Linked DNA regions of Mus musculus: region 1 is linked to region 2. A link is a loop called in an ENCODE intact Hi-C map of the cell type or tissue named here. Cell type or tissue: left cerebral cortex. All regions are shown on one strand.

Region 1 (8,000 bases), 180 kb after region 2:
AAGCTGAAGCAGCCGTGGTTCTTTCCTTGTCACCCCCCCCCCGCACACCACCCCCCAACCTCTGGCAAGCACTGTGTTCCAGGCCAGAAGCCCAGGAGAAGGCTGCCATTCATTTAACGCAGACTCCTAGCCACCCCTCACCCACCAACCCACCCGTCCTGATGTCTGCCGAGCTCTAGCTGTGAGCACGGCAGGATGAGTATCTCTCTGTCGCCCGCCATTTTGGGCTCCTGTGCCTGGTTAGTTAAGCTGCGTGGGTTAATTTCCTGTCTCTGGGGAGACCTCAGACCCCCTTAGCCCCACCCAGATGTCACAATATGGAGTCAGCAGGGAAGAGCAGCTAGCACAGCCCTCCCGTGTCCCCCATTCTATCACTATCCTCCATGCTGAAGGTGTGGTCCTGAGCTAGCTGCTTGTGTGGCTCGCCCTTGCCTCCTCTGGCACAGGCCCCTGGCTGAATGGTACAGTGCATACTCCGGGCAGACCCAGGGTAAATAGGAGCTCCAGGAACCCGGGCCTACTCTCATCCACTTTTTAAGTTGGGAGATGCAATCCAGTAGACTGTGTCGCTGCTGAGAAACCTGAGACAGGAGAAGAGCTGGGATGTGCTCAAGGCTTCACAGCAACGTAGTGACAGAGCCACAGATGAGGAGAGGACATTAGGTCTGTCCCCATCTCTGTCTCACATATGCACCCCACCACCACCACCAGGGACCAATGCGTTCTCACCACACCTGCTGACCCCAAGGGTCCTCCAAACCGAGTCCAGCCCTGGCCTCTGCTGTTGCCATGCTGGTGTCCCCAAGCCAGAAGATGTTATCACTTCTAAGTTGCCAGAGGAGGGTCCCCCCAGCCACCACACCAGAGATGCCCTGGCAGCCACTCTCAGCATTCTTTCACCACGGCTGTGGCCTGCTGCCCTGCTGAGACAACATGGCTGCTGCAGGGACAAGGGCTTCTGTCCCGTGGGAAGAGACAGCCTTTGATCTTGCCCAGACCTTGTTAGATAGCACACTCAGGCTTCTGGAACTGAGGCTGGAAGGAGGCAGTGGTGGAGGGTTGAAGGTGGGGGGTGGGGCTAGCCTGCAGCCTGAAAGGGCAGAGGGATATGGGAGAATGAGGTAGAAATTGAGAGAGAAAATCCAAGTTCCACCTCCTGGCTGGGGGTGTGGCATGTTGAGGCTCAGGCAGAGAGGAAGGAGCCTGTCCAGGTGTCACACAGGAGTGACAAGAACCTGAGCTTTGTCCCAGCCAGGGCCCTATCTGTAGATTCATTCCATGAGGCTTCCCTTCTCTCTGCTGTCCTCAGAGACTCAGAAGAGGCCCCACACACAGACACCACACCAGGGGTGAGAGTCAGACCAAGGGGTGGCACAGACAGCCTGCTGTTATGGAGGCTTCCTTAGTGGCAGGTGGGCATTGAGAAACTGCCCTTACATAAGAGATCCAGCTCAAGGGCAGCCTCTCCTCCTTTAGGGACATCCCTTTGAAGTGAGACCACCTCCCTGTCTGTCTGATTGTACCCCCCCCCCCCCCGCTCAGCAGGGGAAGATGGACTCAGAGCTCTGGGCACCCCTAGGACCAGGGGGACGCTGCAGCCCAGGGCTGACCGATGCGTGGAAGGGGCAGCACACTCACACACGTGCGCACACACTCACACCCGAAACAAGGAGGCTCACACATGGCCTGGGAGCAGGGAGACAGGAAGGACCCTTCAACATGTGGCCCTTGACAGGGGCAATTGCCAATGGTCTCTGGGCTGCTGCCCTGCCCTGGGGTCCCGCTTGGAGGGCGTTTGTTGCAGCTGGACTGGGGCCAGGCCACCCATCGTATTCTTTCCGTTTACCTTGTACAGACTGCCCGCCTGCCATCCCCACACACATTTTATTTAATAACTTGTCATTGTTAAATTATTTATTAGCGTTTCCACATCACCACCCCCGCCTTCCACTCACCTTCTGCCTCTTCCCACAAAAGCAGAAAATGGAAACAGCAAGAAAAAAAGACAAGATGTTGGTATATTTGTAAATAAACAACCTGTACACTCCTGTGTGGCCCCTCCTTGGGGATGGGGCTTGGGTCTAAGCGGGAGCTGCCCGTGACACTACTGGACCGCCCTGTGACTGACAGGGCGATAAGTCATGGACACTGGGTTTGGGTCTTGCCCAACTCTACCTCATAACCAATCCCCTCTCCTTCCCTCCTTGCCTCAGCCCTGGCCATCTCAGCCTTGAGTCCAACACAGTCATCCATGTCCAGTGCCCTCTGTCCAATCACCCAAAACACCCATCCCTTCATTGAGGCAGCCATTGCCTATGGGGGCTTCTTTCAGTGTCAACCAGGCTGAGAATGAAGGAAGAGATGGTCACCTCCAAGGGTGTAGAAAACCTGATGTAGTTCAGGTGACATGTAATAGAGCCTTGGTCCTGGGGCAGCTGGTCTCATGGGGGTGGGAATCAGGGAAGACTTCCTAGAAGAAGCCATTCAGCTGAGATCTGAAGTTACCTAGCTGGGGAGAGAGCCCGGGGGTGAGAAGGATGTCTGAGGATGGTCCAGGCTTATAAACCTCGGAGGAGGCAGAATGCGACCAGAAAGGTAGCTAAGGCGGGGCCAGGAGAAGGACTCTGCTGAGCAGAAATATATGATTAGCTTAGGTGAACTGAATGGGGTCAGGGAGGTCAGCTGGGTCTCTGAGGTGAGAGGTGACAGCAGCTTTGACCAGGGTGGTACCTGTGGTGAGCAAGAGAAGTCCAGACTCTCAAGGTATTCAGGAAATATCTAGGCCCCCTGGTCATTGTGTGTACAAAGGGCGAAGATGGGATGGGGCAGTCTTTAGTCTGAGGCATGTGAGCTGAGCATACCAGAGATGACCCCAAATGAGGTGACACAGACCACAGCTGGGCCCCTGAGGATCCAGAAGACAAGCATGGGGTCTCCTGCCTGGAGCACTGATGGGCAGGTCAGCCAGGGGACAAAACCCAACAGAGCCTCAACTGTGGCTGTCAGGACCACCTGAGAGCCACCATGAGACCTCTCACTCTGCCGGTGAGCACCAGCGCCCCCTAGGGGACTGCCTCTCCACAACCTCTGCTGGGTAACTGGCTGCTAAGCAACTTCGGAGATGCCTTTTCTTCGTTTGTATGTAACCTAAAAGGCAGGGTCCTGGGCTTCAGAAGGGACACCGAGGCCCAGGAGAGGAGGTGATAGCTCAGTATGATGAAGCAAACGGGAGGACACAATCTAGACAGGAAAGCAGCTTGAATCACAACATTTGAGCCTTGCCAATCCCACCCCACCCCCACACCGAAAACTCAGCTGCTCTTCCAGGCCCACTGTTTCTGGTCCTAGGACAAGATCCTCCAAGGTCAGTCCAGACACCTGGAGGTAGGGAATCTCCTACCTTCAGCGTGCCTCACAAGACTCCGGGAAACCTAAGTCACATGGTCCAAACTGCACAGCTCCGGAGGCAGGACTAAACAGAGCCTTGGTGGCTGGGCTCCAAGCTGGAACTGGAGGAGGGACGATGGAGGGAGGGGTGAGGGGCGTCCATGTTCTATTCTTCAAGAACAGTGGGCTGCCAACCCTGTAGCCTAGAGCAATGTCTAAAATCCTGTCACTAAAAAATGTGGGGGTGGGGGCTGAGCTAATCCACTGCCTCATTGTCACCTGCATCCCCCGACCCCCACCCCCACCCCGTCCAGATGAAGACATGGACTGGGGAGTAAGACGGGGAGGGGGAGTGCTCTCCTCAAAGGTCCCGGTCCTGCAGGCTGATGGCTTCTCAGCGTCCTCAAGCAGACCTTGACCCCACTCACTGCTTTGAGATCTTGTGAAATTGGCTGGAGCTGGAGGGAGAGGGGTTGAGCCTTCCTTCATCTCTATCTTCTTTCTTCTGTGACCCAGGTCTCCTGGGTCAAGCATGAGCAGTCACTCAAAAGACATAAGTGACTCAAAGTGGGGAGGGATCGCCCCAGGGCTTGGGACTCCAGGGAAACCCTCCTGGAAGAGAAAACACTTGGGCTGAGCATCCCAGAGTGGTCGTAGAGGAATGGACAAGACAGAGACCGACAAGGATATCTAGGAAGATGGAAGAGCAAGTTGAGGATCAGAAGCAGGAGCCACAAGAGGCATGGCAGTGGGGCAAACCCCAATGACCTTGGAGTCTGAGAGTCAAAAATGGAGACTCTGAGTGGTGCCAGGGTCAGACAGGAAAGGAAGGACAACTTGGATGTCCTTGTCTCCAAACCAGCAGAGTAAATTAGGTCAGCTGTGAACTACTATATAGAACTGTGAACTACTATATAGAACCAAGAAATGTTTACTCTCGCAAATGGAACAGAGAAGAAATGAAGCCGGTGCCCATTCCCTAGATGAAGAATATGTATTATCCATGCCTTGATCTGGCACGAGCAGTGTGCCCATGTGACAGAGCACCCACATGGCTCTCTGTGGACACCATCCCACTCTCTTCTTCCTCTATTTCCCTCTATTTAGCTTCTAAATCCCCAAGACTGACCAGCCAGAATTTCTACATGAACCCTGCAGTCACACATCAGGCCACAAGGTGGCACTCGGGAGTCAGGCAGGCCATCGTCCACAGACTAGCCAGCTGGGCTCTCAATGCTTGCAGAAGGGATTGCTAAGGGTCCTGAGGATGGCCAGTGGGGAGAATAAGCGTTGGGCAGTAGAGGCCCATGATATTCGTGCCATTTTTTCAGTGCACGCCACCCCACCCCACCCCACCCCACAATGTTTTGTTGTGAGTTTTTGTTTGTTTTGTTTGTTTGTGACTGGGTCTCATTACATAGTCATTACTGGCTCTTCAACTCAGAGATCCACCTGCCTCTGCCTCCCGAGTGCTGGGATTTAAGGTGTGTGCCACTATCTTGTTTTTTGAGACTGGGTCTCTTTTTGCCCTGGGGCTTGCCTGATTAGGCTAGGCTGGCTGGAGAGAGACTCCCAGGGCTGTCTCTGCCTCTCCAGGGCTGGGTTCACAGCACACACCACCACACCCAACTTTGTGTAGGTTTCGGGATCAACCCCAGGTCTTCACACCTATGCACAACTTTACCAACTGAGCCACCTCTCCCCACCCTCAGCTGGGAGCCCTGGTGTACTCCAAAGCTGAATGCCACACTCCTGTAATCCCAGAACTCAGAAAGCTGAGGCAGGAAGACTGTGAGTCTGAAACGAGCCTGGACTGCATAGTAAGTTCAAAGCCATCCTGAACTACATAATGAGACACACACACACACACACACACGCGCGCGCGCTCAAAAATCCAAAGACAGCCAAAAGGAAACGGGTTATGGGCATGGGTGGTGGGCATGTACAGCAGACAAAAGACAGCATTTCTACAAGAGGTTTCTGCCATCTCAGCTGTCACGGCCATGAGCATCTGCACGGAACAGGGTCCTTGCTCCTGCATCTGTGGAAGGCTGCTTCTTATGCAGCCAATGTTAGTGGAGAATGTGGGTTGGCTGCTTTGCTTTATAATATGCCTGACCAAACTCTGAAGAACAATAACACCTATGACCATGGCAATCACAGTAGTGATGGCTCCTCTGCTCATGAGTCAGTCTCTGGGTATTATCTCATTTAACTCCCATTCAGAGTAGCCTTGAGACCCCCATTGTATAGATGAAGATACTGACGTTCTGTGAGGCAGAGGAGCCTCTTCAAGGTCACAGAGCTAGAGTGACAATTCCTGGGACACCTGTGTGATCAAGCAGTGCCAAGAATGGAAGACAGACAGTGCCCCATAGTTTCTACAACTTGGCATTCCTGAGGAGCAGGGCAGCTTCTGGAGCCCAGACTCATGAATACAGGTAACACAGTGCAGGAGGAGGAAGACAGACGGAGACCTATGGACCACCATACCACCCACAGACCTCCCCTCTAGTGCACAGCACATGTGGAACATAGACACCCGCTTGCTGCTATGCCACACAGCACCAATGAAGGATGACACGCAGGGCCTCACCAGCCATGTGGCCATCCTGCAACAAAAGCCACCGCAGTGTGCACGTATGTGGTGGTCAGATGGGCGAGAGAAAGAAGTGGAGCAGCTTGAGCATTATGGAGAGAGGTGGAACTGGAGACTCAAGGGTAGACAGGAGGAGCCTGCTGTCAACGACCAGCCCCGCCATCTGGGGCCATGGTGAAGTCCAGCCCAAGCTGCGTCTGAGGGCCACGTCTGAGTGCATGGCTATGCAGAGGCAGTGGTCAGTGTCGATGTGCATGGCTCACATTACCACTAGAGACCATGGGAGTGTCCCTGGTCATGGCAGTCCCTGGATGTCCAAGGGCTGTGCATAACTGGCCTGCCCCTCACTGGATGTAGCACTGTGAAGAGCTGGTGCCATCTCTCACAGCTGGCGACACTAGGCAGAGTGGGCTCTGTGCTTCACCCGGGCAGAACAGTGGAAGTTGCCTTGCTGGGGAGGGATGTGGGTGAGACAGCCCTGAGAATCTGAGAGAACTGACTCCACCACTCACCTGCCACGAGGTTGCACAGGCGCAAAGGTGACGCTTCCCACCCACCCATTGCCACCGCTGGCCATCAGGAGAGCTAGCCCTGACCCTCCCCAGCCGCAGCACTGGAGACAACAGGCCCTGGACCTCACGTGGACAGCACAGCAGAGCAGATGGTGAGGGTGCAGGTGAACCAGCCCTGACAGGGGGAGCATGGGAAAACCAGCCCCACAGCTCTTTTGGTGTGAGATGGTGTGAGTGAGGGGGTGATGCCCTCACCTTCACCCCCTTGCCACTTGTAGTAACAGGGAGAGCTGGCTCTGGGGTCACGAGACCAGGAGAGCAGGCCCTGCACCTAGCCTGTGCAGCACAGTGGAGCTGGCCCTGATGGCGAAGGCGTTGGAGAGCCAGCCTTGAGGGTGTCAGTGGGAGAGTGGGCCTTGCCCCTCACAGGCACAGCACTTGGCAGAGTGGGCCCAGCACCTTGACTGGGCAGCAGAGTGGAGCTGGAGCTGAAGTGAGCTGCCCTGGAGGCCATGAGAGCAGGGAAACTGACCCTGCCCGTGACAGCATTGGGTGGCCTGGCCAGAGCAGTGCTGGAGAGCTTGCCTGGTGGTGCAGACACAGGAGAGCCAGTGAGCTGGCCAGCCCAGCCACCACCCAGGCTTGGCTCCAGGGCTCTGAGTTGGCCCACCTCAAAATCCATATCATCTGTGAGCGGTTGGAATGCCTGAAAGGGCCGGTTCTGCGGATCCAAAGCTGCAGGATCTCCATGACACGGGCGACGACAGGATAACTGGGAGGAGTCCTGATGAGGATCCAGTATGGATGGCGTGACAGATGCCAGAGATCTCAAACACGACCAATGACTCACTGCAGTGAACATTTGCAAATGAAGATGTGTGGACAGAGGGATATACAGTGACACCACAGCTTCCATGATGAGATTTTTTTTTATGCTTTCTTTGTTGTTGTTGTTGGTGGTGGTGGTGGTGGTGGTGGTGGTGTGTGTGTGTGTGTGTGTGTGTGTGTGTGTGTGTGTGTGTGTGTGTGAGTGTGTTGTTTGGAGGGAGGTTGCAGGGTGAAGGGTGGATATGAGGGGGGACAGGGAGATGAGTGGGACTGGAGTGCATGATGTGAAATCCACAAAGAATCCATTAAAGTTTTCTTTAAAGCTATGAATGGGGGTGGGGAAACCAACTTCCTGATCACTTAAACTGATTGATATGTGGCTCAGTCACCGTTGGTTTTGAGTTTTGTATAGATGATGCTATAATACACAGACTCCAGATGTTTCTTTGGTTTTGTTTGTTTGTTTAAGACAGATTTGAACAATGTAGTCCAGGCTGGCCTTAAGGCCTGTCTCTGGAGTGCTGCGGTCAGACATGAACCAGTCTGTCAGCGCTCAGTTTCTTCATGTGTATATTTCATGATCGTGTTTACTTTGTAGGCACCTGTGTTTGTGCCGGGGTGTGCCACAGTATAGCTATGGAGGTCAGGGGATAACTTTCAGGAGGTGAAGGAGT
Region 2 (8,000 bases):
GGGAGGGGCCTGACATCTCCCAATCAGGGAAACTCCTCCTTGCAGTAATAACAAGAACCACCAAGCGTGGAACCCACAGAGAATGAGACCCTGGAGAGCCCAGCCCTAAAGGGACCATTACACCTCTCCCCAAGGTTTTTTTTGTGAGACTGCACAGAATCACGGGTGATAGGGTGGCTGGCGTTTTACACGCATGTCCACCCGGGTCTTTGTGTATTGGCCAGTGGGAAACCAAAGGGTTCTCTTTAATGAATTCTCGTGTGTTTCTTTCTGCTGTTCTTTTGAGATGGGGTCTCAAGTAGCCCAGGCTGCCCTTAAACTCTGTATCTAACTGAGGATAACCTTCAACTTCCGGTCCCCTTGTCTTTACTTCCCAGTGCTGGGTTATAGGTAGCACCATGCCGGGTTTTTACAGTGCAGGGGATCAAACCTAGGCCCAGTGTGTGCAGGGCCAGATCTGTGCCGACTGAGCCGCATGCCCAGCCCCTCCTGTTGGTTTTCAGGACATGGCTGGGTGTTGTGTGTCGCTGTGACTTCTGTCAGCAGGGCCATTGCTTGCGCCTTCTCATCTGCCGCATGTATAGAGGACGCTCCCAGTGCTGGCTGAGATTCTGGAGCAGGCCTCTCCTGAACTGAAGCAACAGTAATGTCGCTGTCCTTGTCACCTTACCCACAGACCAGCAGCCCAGACACCACCCTGACCGCTCGTGTAGTGTAGCACCTGTCCCCTTCCTGGTGTACCCCTTCCCTCAGCTGGCCCTTCCAGGTCCCCAGGCCTCTTTAGTGGCGTTACGTTACCCGTGTTTGTCTTTTCTCCTGTTTGAGAATTGGCCCTGTGTTTCTCTTTCCCGCATAATCTCACTGGGATGGGTGCAGCCTCTCAGGGCCGCTTTCAGTCACCTGTGGACATGGCTGTGTTTTCCCCCACCATGCTCTGAGTTCCCACCCCCCAGCCCCCCACACTGTCTTTGTGGCTTTGTTTGTTTTGCTTTGTTTTGTTTTTTCAAGACAGGGTTTCTCTGTGTAGCCCTGGCTGTCCTGGAACTCACTCTGTAGACCAGGCCTCAAACTCAGAAATCTGCCTGCCTCTGCCTCCCAAGTGCTGGGATTAAAGGCGTGTGCCGCCCCGGCTCTTTGCGGTTTTGTATTTGTCTCTTGTATATCTGCGTGCATGTGTGTGCATGTGTGTGCGTGTGTGTGTATGTGTGTGTGTGTGTGTATGTGTGTGTGTGTGTGTGTGTGTGTGTGTATGTGTGTGTGTGTGCTGTGTGTGTGAGGGTGCGCTCACAGGCCAGAATCGGACCCCATGGAGTTGGAGCTATGAATGGTGAGCCACCCAGTGTGGGTGCTGGAATGCAAACTCAGCTCCCTTGGAAGAGAAGTAAGTTCTCTAACGACTGCGGCGTGTCTGTCGCAGTGGTCCTTGGCCTTCCAGTGCTGCAGTGGTTTACTACGGCTCCTCATGTCAGGGTGACCCCAACCATGAAACTATCTCATGGCTACTTCATAACTGTAATTCTGCTACTGTTATGAATCCTACTGTAAACATTTTTTGAGGTGAAGGTTTGCTGCGGGGGAGGGGGAATGGCCCACAGGTTGAGAATGCTGCTCCATCTTTTGAGTTTTATTGGAGGCCACAGCACCTAAGAGTGGCTACCACAGTTTGTCGGCATGGTGGCCTGGAGCACGCAGCATTGAAATTAAAGAGCTGTGGAACTGTAGCTGCCGCAGAGATGCTCTTCAAGTCCGCATTCTCTGTCAGGGCTCCATTGTCAACACTCCTACATGTGCAGAACCAGAGTCAAGGTGAGCGGCTGGCTTTCGCAGGTCCTTCAGAGGAGGGTTTCCACTTTTTTTTCTTCGGGTTTATGGGACTTTTTAATCCCACATGTTAAAGTACAGCAATTCCCCAAGCAGAGCTAGAAAAAGTTGCCAGGCAGAGGTGACAAACACCTGTATTGTAGCAGAGATGGAGTGGGGCAGGACCTCCACAGGATACCCCATGTGGCATTGCACGACCTGCAGCGTCTCTTCAGGTGTTTCCTGCAGTGACGTAGAGGAGGGTGTGTTCCAGCATTACAGACAGCCCCCCCCCCCAGTTTTTAATGTCCAGGTGAATGCTGAGATGCCATCTCAACCACAACTGTGGCTTCCATTCACCTGTACACACACACACATACATCTCCACAGACCCACCCAATCCCAGGCCTCCCCAGCAAGCAGGCCCCACCCACAGGTGCCTGCCTGTGGGACCACAGCAAGGGGAGGCTGTTCTGTATCCATAGAGGAAGCTTGTTCCCCCGTTCTCAGCCGTGCAGCTCCTCTACCTGTCATTCACTCTCAGCTTTTAATAGTCGTGATATAGAGCTTTCCATCTGCTTCATGAAATGTCCCCATTGACAGCGTGGTATTGCTGCCGCTGTGGTGTGGCAGCCTTCATCCTCTGCCTAGCTGGGAAGTGTACACCTCTCTCCAGGAGAGGCACGGAGGCTGACAGTCGCTCCATGGGAGTCAGGTAGCGTGTGACTCTGCTGAGTGTCCACATGGAGAGAGGACAGAACCGGGGTGCTCACTGTTGTGGCGCTGGTCATCCTGCCCCATTAGAAGCCCAGCTCCCCCACTTTGCCTGTGACACTCTTGCTGGGCCTTGCTGTCACCCAGTACAGACTCACATAGAAAACATTGACAAGACATGGACCCCAGAGTCCTCCCCCTCTGTGTCATTCAGCCCTTTGGTTGCCTGCGGACTGCATGGGTCCAGACGTTCCCAGCCCTGCATGCTAAGTGGAATATCTAGAGTCCCTGTTAGAGGGCAGATGCAAAGTCTAAGCTAGCCCATCCCAGAAATGCGGTGCAGCAGGCCCGCTCCACAGCAGGCCCAGCCCACAGCAGACCCACCCCAATCCTTCCCCAGGATTGAACCCCAGGTCCAAGACACAGCATGGAGAACATGGAGCCCATGAGTGGAAAGGGCACCTGGCAGAATGGAGGCTCATTGGAGGCTGAGCTGTGGATGAGGAAGGGCTGAGGTCTAAGGTGTATTTACAAATGGGACACAGGTTTGAGTGCAGGCTGTGGCAGTGCCTGGGAGGTGAGGGATAATGGAATAGCCCAAGGGAGGTCTGAAGAGCAGGCGGGTGGCTGCTGTGTCCTGCCCCTCAACTTCTCTCACCACACAGTCGTTTACAAAGCTCATCCTCAAGAATGGTGTGGTTGAGGTCCAACAAATGTCAACCCTCGAGCTGGGGGTGGCGGTGCGCGCCATTAATACCGCACTTCAGAAGCAGGCAGATCTCTGTGGATGTAGAGCCGAGGCTACCTTGTCTTAAAAAAAAAAAAAGTAAGTGAACTTTTATGATGTTTTAATAAATTACTTTTTTGTTCTCGACTGAATTCATAGCTATCCTGGGCTGTCTGGTCTAGCCTCTACTACTCCCTCTGCCCTGGCATTAGGCCATCTGTGAAAGCCCAGCCTTCCCTCCACTGTTCTCCACCCCTGAACCATCTCTCTGCTATTCTAGCCCACACTCCAGGGCCTTCTGTGATCTGCTGCCACGCCACCTGCTTTGGCTCTGGTTGTCACCTGACCCCATGTCTCCCACCTGCAGCCCATCAAGGGGTGGGCATGGACACCTGTCCAGCTCAGCATTTGCTCCAGGCTCCCCTCTGGGCCAGGACCAGCACTGTCCTGCCTCACTCTGGGGTCTCAGGAAGTTGGATCCTTCCCTCAGCATGCTTCCTGACTGCAGAGTAAAGAGCTAGAAAGAAACCTTCCTGCCTGCCTTGTCCCCCTGTGGATGTGACTGGCACTGAATCAGGAGAGGACGAGGGCCTGAGCAGGTACAACCTGTGCATGCCAGCCCCACCCCCACTACTGCCCCGTTGGTAGGCAGCAAGCACTTCTGAGTCAGGCAAGCCTCCCCTTACCAATCATTAAAAGGACCCAGGACCTTTCATAAATGCTGCTGCTTTCCCCATATCGGCCTCTTGGGCACAAGCACTGCTGGGTGTGTTGGCACAGATCACCCCAGTGACTCCCACAGCTCCCCTGTGAGTGGCAGGAGAAGCTAGTCACCCCTTTCCCTGGTGGCTGCAGTGACCTAGCCTCTATGATGCTGCCACCTCCTCCTAACACAATGCTAGTCTCCTGAGAGCAAGGGCTTGTGGAGACCGTGACCCACTGTCTGACCTGTCTGCCTGAGAGGCCTGAGGCTGTCTATTACAAGGTCCTGGGGCCTCTGGGAAAGTCCCCTACAGAGCCTTTGACAGTGATATCTCTTTCCTAGGCCAAGCCAGCACTACAGTTGCGATGACAGGCTGTGTCCACCAGAGGGCACCCTGCCCTTCACTGCTCAGCTGGACTGGGCTCTGCACACCAAATGCTTTTTAATTGAAAATATTTTTAATTCAAAAAGGATTTGCTGTTTGTACTCAAGTGCAGGTTTTCCTTATGCAGGAGACTAATGTCTTGAGTAAACAGGCCTGGGCTCAAATCCACCTTCAAAGGTACTCTCTGTTTGCCCAAGGGAGTGAAAGGGCTTCCAGAAGCGGCCCTAGTCTCTTGGGCAAACATTTTGGGGACGAAGAATCCCCGGTGGAGGACCTCGTCTGTGGGAAGGTTATCCGCAGCCTAAGGGGGATTATGTCGGGGGACATATGTTGAAATTTCATTTGGGGAATTAGGGAAAACAAGAGTGGGGGAGGTGACTTTTTCCAGCCAGGATAACCTAAAAAGGAAAAAGCTCCAGGGAGAGGGCGGGGGCCGAGGGATCCATGCGTGGTGCCAGCCCCCAGGGTCTCCGTGTGCTTGGGCTGCAGCACAGGAAAAGGCAAGTGTGTGCTTGCCGCTCCTTCTCCACTACAAGCCAGAGTGCAAAGAAAGGAGCGTTCACAGTGAACTGGAAGGCAGGTCCTTGCCCCTCCCAGAGACCCGCTCCCATGCCCAGCCACCACAGGCACGGACCCCTGACCCCACACATGGAGGCCCCACTGCCTGGTCAGCCATGCTTCCCCTACCCACTACCCAGAAAGCTGCAGTTCCCATCTGCCCAGCACCAGTCTCAGGCTAGGATATCCTGGGGCGGGGCCAACCGGACAGCATTAAATGAAGAAAGTTCCACTGCCCCACAGGCTTCCTTCTGCCCTGGGAGCTGGGCACAGCACGGCCTACTTCTGAACAGCTCAGGCAGCATCTCCAGCCCTGACCGCGTTGGTACCATGTGAGCCTTTTCCTTCCCTCATCTGAGAATCACTGCTGGCTTTCAAAGTGCGATACCCTACCCTGCCTGTCCCTAGTTCTCCTCGTGGTTCACCATCACCCACCTGACCACCGTAGTCTAGCCTCTGGCCCTCCCACTCCAACCCTCCCTACATCACTGTGGTCATGTTGGTCATGTGATTGGTCAGGCTTGCTTTCAGAACTGACCCCAACTCCAGTCACCTAGAAGCCACTAGAAAATGAATATTTCAGACCCACCCCAGACTTATGACCACCACTCAAAATTTCATCCTAGCTAGCCTAGGCCTTGCAGGTTCCAGGTCAGGATCTACTGTATCTCACCCCAAGGTGTCACTTCTCAGGCAGCCCCCAGGACTGTCAACCCCCACCCCAAGGGTATAGACCTATCCTCTTTGTCTTCTGACTGCATGATGGCTGTTGTCCCTGTGGTCCAGCTACCTCTACACACACACACACACACACACACACACACACAGCCTCCCGGGGACTCTCCCAGCCACCAGTAAAACTACACCCTGTCCTCTCCCTAGCCTGTGCCTTCTCTGTCTGAACTGCTGTCCTGACATCCCAGGCCTTTGTTCTATTGGGAACAGCCCCTGGCCCTCTACCCTCAAGTCTCTACCATTAAGCCCCCGCCCCCGCATCTCTGCCCTTCCATGGTTTCGCTCTTTCCTGGGAAAGGCTCCTTTGCTTGGGCCTATGCCTTGTACAACTGCCCTAGGAGGTGGTGGTTAGTCCTCGACTATATGGAAGGTTCCTGGGCCCCTCTGCCACCACACTATGAGCCCTGGGAACCAAGGATTCCACAGGACTTATGCCTTTATAGTCTTCCCAACATGACCCCATCCTCCAAACATTCCTCCTCCCACCCACCACTCCATTAGCCCCAACAGAGTAAGATAAAGCCAACAGAGGCTGGAATGTGTTTCTGTTCACTGACATGCATACACCGAAGCAGCCACCAGGTGGCAGTGTTGTGCCGACCATTGCCTGAAGCGTCTTGGGTAGACAGCTGCCTATAGCCTGATAAAATGGTGTTAGCCTGATGGGATGGTGTCCTGTGCCTTCAAGAGTCACTAGAAGGTGGGAAAATGGCAGGGGGAGCTGTGGGCGCTCTGATAGGCTCCCCTCGTAGCCACCAGCTGTTTAATAGAAACTGCTTGCCACCAAGGAAGGGCCTATGCCACCCTTGGAATTGGCTGGCTGTACCCCACCTTAGAAGTGAGTCCACCAAGATCCAGAACGGGAAGACAGGACTCACAGGTCATATGGGCACTATCTTGAGTGGCTCCTTGGTCATGACCTCAGCTACTCTTTCTCAGGGCAGCTCCCTTTGGGGGTGTGATGAGGCTGTTTGGGCCACACAGCCTGACTGGGGTCTGCAGCTTCTCCTCCTACAGTTTGGCCACACTCTGCTCCACAGGCTGAGTACCATGTGGGCGTCCACACAGAGTGACTGAGCTCAAGACAGCAGTTCATCAACCTCCTCCCTGTTGGAAACATTTCCAGAGCCCCCACTGCTCACCAGTTCTGATCTACTGAACGTGGTTGGAAACCGCTAACATAAATGCCTCTCGCCTAATAGGGCACCCCAGGCTATCCCACAAGCCCTCTTCACCTCTGCCGGGATAAGAAATCCTGTTCTGCAGCCCACCCCACGGCAGGGCCCCCTCCCACCCCAGACACTTGTGTCTTCTCAGAGTTTTCACTGGGCTTGGAGCCTTTTGCTGCCAGAATTTACTCTATAGAATTAGGATCCGCACTGTAAGGGTTAGTGGTCCTCCATAGACTGGCTCTTGGCTCAGGCTAGCAGGGTGGCCAGCAGAAGGCAGGCTCCCACATCACCAGTTGCTGTTAGTCTGCCTGTAGCTGTGAGGGTCCCCACCAGGAAGGCTCTGGGTGCCGTGAGATCCGGCTACAGAGGGTGCAGGATTGTGAGAGCCCAGAAGCCCTTCCTTCCCTTGCCTCTCCCCCGGGTCACTGAGGTGGCTGTCATGGGTGCTGCACAGCAAGGGGTCCCAGGACCTGAGGGTTGAGAGAGGCTGGTCAGGCATGGAGTTCACTCTCCGGTCTATCTCTGTCTCCGAGAGCTTTAGACACAACTGGAGCCTCTCAGCGTGGCACAAGATTCTCGTGTGAGCTTGCCATTGGCACCAGTAGTGGACACTGCGTTCTCTCTCTCTCTCTCTCTCTCTCTCTCTCTCTCTCTCTCTCTCTCTCTCTCTCACACACACACACACACACACACACACACACACACACACACACACACTTTCATACAGAATGAAACACTATCCCAGCTCTAGTTCCAGGCCTGGATGCCTGACCTGCAGTCGCTCTGCCTAAGGCTCATCAGGAGCCTCCCCTCTGCTCAGCGGGGCCTTCTCCAGGATCCTGTGGTCTGACTCTGCCTCTTTCCTTCTCTTGCAGTACGAGTACAGCTTCCGCACCGAGCAGAGCGCAGCAGCTCGACTCCCACCCAGCCCTACCCGGTGCCAGCAGATCCCCCAATCCTGAGGAGCCCACAGCCTCCTGGGGGAGAAGACATCTCCTACCCGGTGCCCAGACTACTGATGGGGTGGCTGGGGTGAGAGTCACTCCCTCCCTCACCTGCCCGTTCTGCTTGCCCTGCTCACTGGCCACGAGACTCTGGGCAGCTGCTTGGTCATGTGTGGTCATCAGCTCGCCCGCTGAGACTTCCCTGCCTCCCTGGGACCGTTGTTCATAATTGTGACTAATGTATGTGCTGTTAGTGACCAGA

The links. Peaks named below come from ENCODE experiments on the same cell type or tissue, not always from the same donor. Only the 100,000 strongest peaks of a DNase experiment are listed, where the experiment ranks them.
Region 1: it touches region 2 in a loop (2.0-fold over the local background); 2 of 42 quality-filtered maps call a loop at or near these places.

What each region holds. Positions count from the first base shown.
Region 1 is chr2:33,555,013-33,563,012 of GRCm38, reverse strand. It overlaps Lmx1b (LIM homeobox transcription factor 1 beta), which reads left to right. Exons shown (of 8, transcript NM_010725.3): 8 at 1-2,048. Gm39789 (a long non-coding RNA gene) reads left to right here and starts at 7,502. Exons shown (of 4, transcript XR_866135.1): 1 at 7,502-8,000. In left cerebral cortex, CTCF peaks have their summits at 3,057 (motif pointing left) and 4,551 (motif pointing right); DNase peaks (open chromatin) are centred at 3,063, 3,452, 4,560 and 7,210; H3K4me3 peaks cover 215 bases; H3K27ac peaks cover 559 bases.
Region 2 is chr2:33,733,201-33,741,200 of GRCm38, reverse strand. It overlaps Mvb12b (multivesicular body subunit 12B), which reads left to right. Exons shown (of 10, transcript NM_175184.4): 10 at 7,670-8,000. The coding sequence ends at 7,756. Gm52507 (a long non-coding RNA gene) reads right to left here and starts at 7,719. Exons shown (of 4, transcript XR_003953788.1): 1 at 1-7,719. In left cerebral cortex, CTCF peaks have their summits at 4,321 (motif pointing right) and 6,200 (motif pointing right); DNase peaks (open chromatin) are centred at 4,319 and 6,215.